Linked DNA regions of Homo sapiens: region 2 is linked to region 1. The links are chromatin contacts, found by Hi-C or POLR2A ChIA-PET in ENCODE. All regions are on one chromosome and are shown on one strand. The core of a region is the stretch at or near the end of the contact, and the rest is flanking DNA. Distances in the headings are between cores, read along the strand shown.

Region 1 (4,594 bases), core at 1,228-3,727:
CCAGCTACTTGGGAGGCTGAGGCACGAGAATCACTTGAACCCGGGAGTAGAGGTTGCAGTGAGCCCAGATTGCACCACTGCACTCCAGCCTGGGTAACAGAGTGAGACTCTGTCTCAAAAAAAAAAAAGGAAGAAGAAGAAGAAGAATTAGCTGGGTGTGGTGGTGTGCACCTGTAGTCCCAGCCACTTGGGAGGCTGAGGTGGGAGAATCACTTGAGCCCAGGAGGCTGAGGCTGCAGTGAGCTCTGATCGTGCCACCACACTCCAGGCTGACAGAGCAAGACCCTGTCTCAAAAAATTAAAATTATAAAATATATATTTTATATACATATATAAATTTGGGGATGGCGGCCCAATTTCTTTAGTTCTGCCTCTGGTTTTTCTGATTTTTCTTTTTTTTTTTTTTCTTTTTTTTTTATGAGATGGAATTTCTTACTTGTTGCCCAGGCTGGAGTCCAATGACACGGTCTCGGCTCACTGCAACCTCCACCTCCCAGGTTCAAGCAATTCTCCTGCCTCAGCCTCCTGAGTAGCTGGGATTACAGGCATGCACCACCACGCCCGGCTAATTTTGTATTTTTAGTAGAGACGGTGTTTCTCCATGTTGAGGTAGGTCTCGAACTCCTGACCTCTGGTGATCTGCCCGCCTCGGCCTCCCAAAGTGCTGGGATTACAGGAGTGAGCCACGGCACCCGGCCAATTTTTCTGTGTTTTTAGGCAACCACCATCCTCTAGTTTTAAAATGTTGGCCCAATATTTTTTGTTAACACTGTGAGTCAAATAAAACATAACTGCAGGCCAGATTCAACCCTGGACCACCATTTTGTGAACTTTCACTGGGCTTCCTCCACCGCAGTCCTCGCCGTTACCTCCAGTATGTGTTGACAAGAGTAGAGAACAGCCAGGGTCACCATGCATGGTCGTCTAGAGTGTGCACTGCCCAAGGGCACCACACCTAAGAGGTGTCCTCTTAGGCATCTAAGATTTGTACTAAGAATTTCCCCAGTTTTCCAGCAGAGGGCAGTCACATGTCATGCTCCATGGCACGTCACAAAAATGTTCAGCAGTTGGAATAATCTGTCCTTCTTTAATCCACACAAAGGTGTTACAAGAATTAACAGCAGGCCAGGTGTGGTGGCTCACACCTGTAATCCCAGCACTTTGGGAGTACGAGGAAGGAAGATCACTTCAGCTCAGGAGTTCAAGACCAGCCTGGGCAACATAGTAAGACCCTGTCTCTAAAAAAATTTTAAAAATTAGCCAGGCATGGTATTGCATACCTGTGGTCCCTGCTACTTGAAAGGCTGAGGCAGGAGAATCACTTGAGTCTAGGAGGTGGAGGCTGCAGTAAGCTATGATCACGCCACTGCACTACAGCCTGGACAACAGAGCAAGACCCTGTCTCAAAAAAAATAAAAAATTTGTAAACGTAGCAGCAGCCCTGAAGGTGGGGAGTATTGAAATTAATGATCCTACTCTTTTGAGTTATAAAAATGGAAGTTCCAAATAGCAAGCATTGGTGAGGTTGGAGAGGAACCGGGGTCCCTACATTGCTGGTAGAGGTTAAGTAGGTACACCTCCATTCGGAACTTTTCGGCAGCCCTTAATCAAGTTGAACATACAAACATTCATGACCCAGCAATTCCACTCGGTGTATATCCAGCAGCACCCATACCGGGTGTACCCAAAACATGTTCCAGACCATTCATAGGCACACTGTCTGCAATGGCCCACACTGCAATGAGCTCCACTGTCCATCAGTAACGGAAAGGGTAACTTGTGCTATATTCACATGGGAAATATATTCCGCTGTGCAAACGCACCAACTGCTACTATGCATAGTAATATATGAGGACAAATCTCATAAAAGTCACCTTAAGTCAGTGAAGAGAACATCCCATGTGATTTTGTTTCCATAAAGCGTAAACAGCAGGCAAAGCTAATCTCTGGTGTTTGATGTTGCGATAGCAGTTTCCCTTAGAGGTAAATGGGTAGTGGCTGAAAAGAGACACAAGGGGCCAGGCACAGGGGCTCACACCTGTAATCCCAGCACTTTGAGAGGTTGAGGCAAGTCAGGAGTTCGAGACCAGCCTGGCCAACGTGGCAAAACCCCGTCTCTACTAAAAATTAAAAAAAAAAAAAAATTAGCCGGGCATCGTAACACACGCCTGTAATCCCAGCTACGCAGGAGGCTGAGGCAAGAGAATCGCTTGAACCCAGGAAGTGGAGGCTGCAGTGAGCCAAGATCATACCACGGCACTCCAGACTGGGCAATAGAGTGAGACTCCATCTCAAAAAAAAAAAAATAGACACAAGGGAACGTGCTAAGGCAACTCCTGGTACCAGTACCACTTCTTGGCCTGTTAGGAACCGGGAGGTTCAGCAGGAAGTGAGCAGCGGGCAGGAAGGTGAAGTTTCATCTGTATTTACAGCCACTCCCCATCGCTCGCATTACCGCCTGAGCTCCGTCTCCTGTCAGATCAACTGCGCAAACCCTATTGTGAACCGCGCATGCGAGGGATCTAGGTTGTTTGCTCCTTATGAGAATCTAATGCCTGATGATCTGCCACTGTCTCTCATCGCCCCCAGACAGGACCCTCTAGTTGCAGGAAAACAGGCTCAGGGTTCCCACTGATTCTACATTATGAAAGTTGTAGAATTATTTCATTCTATGTTATAATGTAATAATAATAGAAATATAATGCACAATAAATGTAATCTGCTTGAATCATCTCAAAACCATCTCCCCGACCCGGGCCCACGGAGAAATTATCTTCCACGAAACTGGTCCCTGGTTCCAAAAAGCTTAGGGACTGCTGTTCTAAGGGGCTAGGGAGGTTCTGTTTCTTGACCTGAGCGGTAGGCACGTGGGTGAGTTCACTTTCATCCTTTCACAGTCCTGCTTTGCACGTTTTTCTGTCTACATGCTATACTCCAATACACATCTCAAAAGACAATTACATATGTGTGTGTTAGACAGAAAGAAGGAAGAGGGCAGGGAGAGAAAACCACCGCATTCAAGCATCGCCGCCTCTAGGTGTAAGGTTCATTCCAGGACTGCCTGGAGTTGGTGACTTTGCATTCCTGCAGAGGAAACCCACTTCCTTTGCCTGTGTTCTCGGGCCGACTTCCCATATCTGCTGACCAGAAATCCTTCCTTGCAGCCGCCCCTGTAACGGGGCTGGCATTTGCAATTCGAAAGTGTCTTTGGCCTTGTTTTTCCGAGGAAATGAAAACGCTATGCGTTATCAGCATATCATCCAACAATTTATCATCACGTTGGCACCTGACAATGTTGATTTATGATTCCAGCAGGAAGAGCAGCCCTCCAACCCCCCACCAGTTCAGAAATGGAGACATCGAGGAGTCCTGAGCACAGGCAGGAGAGACTATGAAGTTATCGTAGACTCGATGTCCACAAGTGCCGGTGAGAATGACTGTGCAGAGACCATCTGAGCTCCCTGCAGATCTCACGACTCTTTTCCTCCTCCCCTTGCTCCCGGGTGCTTTGTCTCTCACACTCGGCCCCTGTGGAGCTGTTCTGCCTATGCAAGCAGAAATTGAGAGGTGCCTGGGGTTCCTGTCCCCCCAGCCAGCTCTTAGCCAATGGCGAGCAGATTCCAGAAAGTGAAAGCCCCGCTCCCTTTGCCTGAGTCTGGACAGACCCTGGGGCATAACTTACGCTGCAGTGCCTTCCTGCAGGATTGGGCCAAAGCCACCCCAGGGGGATTTTGCCAAAGGACCTTACTCTGGCTTGGCTCCTGGGTCCCCTCCTCCTACTCCCTTCCAGACCTCCCGGGACCACGGCATTCCTACGTGGCTTGCACACAATTCCTTACCACAGAGTTTGCTTCTGGGGAACCTGACCTAAAACCGAGGGGAAAATGGATTCTAGCATTTTTCAGATTCAGAAACGGGAGACCCAAATGGCCCGGGCCTCCCGCCTCCCGCACACAGGCCTGTGTATCAAGTTTCTGCAAGCACAAGCAAGAGGCTTGCAACGTGTTTGCAAGCAGTCATCATCATTTCCAGGATTGGCTATGACTCGGGTTGCAATGTTTTATTTCAGTTCACAGACAGACACAGGCCACACTCCAGGGCTCATGCCCACATCCGTAGCTTGGAACTCGAGATGCACTGTCTAGGATGGCCAACATCAGGACGGCACCCACCAGCAGACAAGCCTGTTCCCAGAATAGCCTTCTTTTTTATTTTTTTGAGACAGGGTCTGGCTTTGTGGCCCAGGCTGGAGTGCAGTGGTGCAATCATAGCTCACTGCAGCCTTGACCTCCTGGGCTCAAGTGATCCTCCCACCTCAGCCCCCCAGCCCCAGTAGCTGGGACCACAGGCATGCACCACCACGCCTGGCTAATTTTTTTTTTTTTTTTTTTTTTTTTTTTTTTTTTGTAGAGACCAGGTTTCACCATGTTGCCCAGGCGGGTCTCAAACTCCTGGACTCACGTTATTCACCCGCCTCGGCTTCCTGAAGTTCTGGCATTACAGACATGAGCCACTACACCCAACCAGAAAAACCTTCTTAACCCATGTGTTTCTGAACCTTGATTTTGTTTTATTTTAATTTTTTATTTTTGAG
Region 2 (4,594 bases), core at 105-2,604, 180 kb after region 1:
TCAGCCGGCTGGTGGAGAGGGAGGCCGGCCTCATGCCAGGGTGAAGGGACAGTGGCCAGGGACTTCGGTGCAGATTAAGAGCCTGGGCAGCCAGCTTGCTACTGAGGCCAGGCTGATAGGAGCTCAGGAGGGCGCGGGAGTCCTGGGAGAGGAGGCAAGGCCCACGGTGGGCTTGGCACCCTCACAGACACGCGGGGCTGGCCCCCCTGCTCACCCTCTGGGCTTTGTCTCCGAGCCTTTTGCTCCCAGGCAACACTGAGCTGAGCTGAGGGGTGCCATGGAGCGGCTCTGATTGGAGGCTTGAGGCCCTGTGGCTGGGTCGGGTGGAGGCTGCTGGGTCTGTTTCCTAGTCTTTTGTTTTTGGACAGTTGATGGGCAAGAAGAGCTGCAGTAAAAGTAAATCTCCTTTAATAAGCGTCTGTATGAAGAGTGCGCGATCAGTTCCGTTACCTGCCCTGCACCCTGGGGAGAGGACCAGGGATGGGAACCCCTGGCAGCTGCTGCCAGTCCTGGAGGCTCAGCCCGGCGTGCCACTGCTGCTACAGAAACCAGGTCATTTGTGCACAGCCCGGAAGGCAGCGGCGCGAGTTCCCGGGTGTGGTCACCGCTCTGGGTGGTGCGCTTGTCAATGCCCCTTTTGATGCCCTTGAATAGCCTGAAGATGAAGGGGACCGGGGGAGGGTTGCAAGCGCCATGGCCTATGCAGGCTGCGGCCTCTGGCCATTCGGAGGGAAGGCCCCAGGGAGCCACCTGAGTGGAGCTCAGAACACTGGATTCGCGCGAAGGGGAGGTGTCTGGGCGTGCGGCCCCAGCCCCGCCACCTTCCTGGGCCCTGTGGTCCCACCCTCCGGACTACCAAGGCACAGCTGTGTCGCACGTTCCGCCCGGTGCCTGGGACGGGCTCAGCCGCCAGGGGGCGCCGCCGCCCCGAGAGCCTCACGCCCCGCCCCCAGGCTCAAACTCTTCCCCCTCCCCACTCTGGCTCCGCCCCCGGTCTCCTCTTTTGCTCTGGCCCCGCCCACCTCCCCTCCGGCCTCGGCCCCGCCCCCAATCCCCCATAGCTCTGCGACTAAGAAACCACAGGCTGAAGGCGACTGCAGGGTCCTGCCCCTTGCCCAGCCTCAGGACTATGGAGGGGGCGAGTGACGCGCAAGGAACGGAGCAGGGGACACCGTGCGGGCTCAGGAGCTCCCCAGATGCCCGAGCCGAACCGCGGGGTCCTCACCGCCAGGTTCCAGCCCAGGAAGCGCTCGCCTGCCCCACAGCCTGGGCCTTGGGTCGCGTTCCGAGCTCCAGGACGGCTGGTGTCCCCCGCGGCCTGCGATGACAGCCCAGGGCCGCTGAGCCGGGGCCGCAGGAAAGGCTGGCGCTGGCAGGCGCTTCCGTCGGCAGCACTGTGTTTGTGTTTCCACGTGGAAACAGCAGCGCACGTGTACAACTGTGCATACCAAGGCGTGCGTGCCAGTGCGCGGGTCTCGGGATCACTTCCCAGTGCGGTGCACGACCCCGCCTGCAGCAGTGGGTGTGGGGGCGCTGCTGGGCTCATCCCGAAGCTCAGAGAGCGTGGGGCTGCCCCTAGGCTCGGAATGAGTCTCCCACTGAGTCCGCAGCTCCCCTCCTGCCCTGGGGCGGGGCTTCCCTGACCTGAAGGCGTCGGGGGTGTCCTGGCTCCCAGCTCCCAGGCACTCGTGGGGCCACCGCCCAGGCCAGCTGGTGCTAAGTCCGCAGCCTGTGCAGCAGCGCCCGGCTTAGGACTGGGAGTGTGACTTGAAGGGCCGTCCCGCTCATCCAAGGGACAAGGAGGAGCTCATGGCCACAGGGCCTCGGAGGGCATGACCCCAGCCCAGGGAGGAGCAACCTTCAGGTGGCCTCCAGGAGGCAGCTGGGAAAAGGGCAAAGCTCACCAGCTCTCAACTTTTTTTTTAAATAAACTGAAATTTTAGAATAGTTTTTCAGATTTACAGAAAAGATGATAAACCTTAGAAACATTATATGCTAAGTGAAAGTGAGAAGTGACAGCCTGCTGGCAGTCCTCACAGCCCTCGCTCGCTCTTGGCGCCTCCTCTGCCTGGGCTCCCACTTTGGCAGCACTTGAGGAGCCCTTCAGCCCGCCACTGCACTGTGGGAGCCCCTTTCAGGGCTGGCCAAGGCCGGAGCCGGCTCCCTCAGCTTGCGGGGAGGTGTGGAGGGAGAGGCGCGGTGGGAACCAGGGCTGCACGCGGTGCTTGCGGGCCAGCGCGAGTTCCGGGTGGGCGTGGGCTCTGTGGGCCCCGCACTCGGAGCCGCCGGCTAGCCCCGCCAGCCTGGGCAGTGAGGGGCTTAGCACCTGGACCAGCAGCTGCTGTGCTCGATTTCTCACTGGGCCTTAGCTGCCTTCCTGCGGGGCAGGGCTGGGGACCTGCAGCCCGCCATGCCTGAGCCTCCCCCCTCCCCTCCGTGGGTTCCTGCGCAGTCCGAGCCTCCCCAACGAGTGTTGCCACCTGCTCAGGGCACCCAGTCCCATCGACCACCCAAGGGCTGAGGAGTGCCTTTGGAGCAGGGCACGGGACTGGCAGGCAGCTCTACCTGCAGCCCCTGTGCAGGATCCACTGGGTGAAAGCCAGCTGGGCTCCTGAGTCTGGTGGGGACTTGGAGAACCTTTATGTCTAGCTAAGGGATTGTAAATAAACCAATTGGCACTCTGTATCTAGCTCAAGGTTTGTAAACACACCAATCAGCACCTTGTGTCTAGCTCAGGGTTTGTGAATGCACCAATAGACACTCTGTATCTAGCTACTCTGGTGGGGACTTGGAAAACCTTTTTGTCAACACTCTGTATCTAGTTAATCTGGTGGGGACATGGAGAACCTTTGTGTCTAGCTCAGGGATTGTAAACGCACCAATCAGCACCCTGTCAAAACAGACCACTCGGCTCTACCAGTCAGCAGGATGTGGGTGGGGCCAGATGAGAATAAAAGCAGGCTGCCCGAGCCAGCAGTGACAACCCACTCGGGTCCCCTTCCACACCGGGATGCTTTGTTTGTTCGCTCTTTGCAATAAATCTTGCTGCTGCTCACTCTTTGGGTCCACACTGCCTTTATGAGCTATAACACTCATCGCAAAGATCTGCAGCTTCACTCCTAAAGCCAGCAAGACCACGAACCCACTGGGAGGAACGAACAACTCCAGACGCGCCGCCTTAAGAGCTGTAACACTCACCGCGAAGGTCTGCAGCTTCACTCCTGAGCCAGCGAGACCACGAACCCACCAAAAGGAAGAAACTCCGAACACATCCGAACATCATAAAGAACAAACTGCGGACACGCAGCCTTTAAGAACTGTAACACTCACCGCGAGGGTCCGCGACTTCATTCTTGAGGTCAGTGAGACCAAGAACCCACCAATTCCGGACACAAAAGAATCCAGACCCAAGGCCACATACTGCATGACTCAGGTCAGAGGCGTGGGAGCCACAGCAACCGCGTCTTAAATAGGGGCTGGGTAAAAACGAGGCTGAGACCTGCGGGGCTGCATTCCCAGGAGGACAGGCATTCTTAGTCACGGGATGAGACAGGAGGTCAGCACAAGGTACAGGTTCAAGATGCGGGTCCCAAAGACACTCCTGATAAAATAGGATGCTGTAGAGAAGCTGGCCAAAACCAAGACAGCAACGACAGTGATCTCTAGTCATCCTTGCTGCTCGTTAGTTGCTAATTATAATTCATTAGCATTCTAAAAGACACTCCCACCAGCGCAGTGACAGTTTCCAAATGCCACGGTAACGTCAGGAAGTTACCTATGTAGTCTAAAAAGGGGAAGGACCCTCAGTTCCAGGAAATCTTCATCCCTTTCCTAGAAAACTCATGAATAATCCGCCCCTTGTTTAGCATGTAATCAAGAAATAACTCTAAATATACTCACTAGCGCTCATGCTGCTGCTCTGCCTTTGGAGTGGCCATTTTTTTTTTTTTTTTTGAGACAGAGTCTTGCCCTGTTGCCCAGGCTGGAGTGCAATGATGCAATCTCGGCTCACTGCAACCTCCACCTCCTGGTTTCAAGCAATTCTCCGGCCTCAGCCTCCTGAGTAGCTGGGATTACAGGTGTGTGCCACCACCCCCAGCTAATTTTATTATTTATTTATTTTTTTTTTTTTTGAGACAGAGTCTTGCTCTGTTACCCAGGCTGGATGGAATACAATGGCACAATCTCAGCTCACTGCAACCTCCGCCTCCCAGGTTCAAGTGATTCTCCTGACTCAGCCTCCTGAGTAGCTGGGATTACAGGCGCTTGCTACCATTCCCAGCTAATTTTTCTATTTTTAGTAGAGACGGGGTTTCACCATGTTGGCCAGGATGGTCTCAAACTCCTGACCTCAGGTGGTCAGGCCTTGGCCTCCCACAGTGCTGGGATTACAGGCGTGAGCCAACGCGTCTGTCCCACCCAGTTAATTTTTGTATTTTTAGTAGAGATGGGGTTTCACCATGTTGGTCAGGCTGGTCTCGAACTCCTGAGCTCAGGTGATCCACCCACCTCAGTCTCCCAATATGCTTGAATTATAGGCATGAGCCGCTGCGCCTGTTTCTTTTCTTTCTTTTTTTTTTTTTTGAGGCAGAGT

What was found. A loop is a pair of places that touch in the nucleus more often than their neighbours do. ChIA-PET counts read pairs that join two places held with the same protein, here RNA polymerase II (POLR2A). Pooled maps may share reads with other maps.
Region 2: a map with no recorded cell type shows a loop between it and region 1 (13-fold over the local background). The contact joins two enhancer-like sites. A Hi-C loop is called at or near these places in 2 of 37 single-sample maps with no recorded cell type and 7 of 50 pooled maps. POLR2A ChIA-PET finds 5 or more read pairs at or near these places in 1 of 52 experiments (WTC11).

Annotation. Positions count from the first base shown.
Region 1 is chr7:4,610,015-4,614,608 of GRCh38, forward strand. No RefSeq gene overlaps it. Among named protein-coding and RNA genes, the nearest start is that of FOXK1, 70 kb to the right of the region's middle. Within about 2 kb of position 2,478, at least 15 of the 41 ENCODE cell types and tissues checked have a DNase peak (open chromatin) inside an H3K27ac peak, as active enhancers do.
Region 2 is chr7:4,791,342-4,795,935 of GRCh38, forward strand. It overlaps AP5Z1 (adaptor related protein complex 5 subunit zeta 1), which reads left to right. Exons shown (of 17, transcript NM_014855.3): 17 at 1-3,056. The coding sequence ends at 44. Among named protein-coding and RNA genes, the nearest start is that of MIR4656, 5.0 kb to the left of the region's middle. RefSeq lists a silencer at 893-1,012 and enhancers at 1,403-1,482, 1,587-2,261. Within about 2 kb of position 1,355, at least 10 of the 41 ENCODE cell types and tissues checked have a DNase peak (open chromatin) inside an H3K27ac peak, as active enhancers do.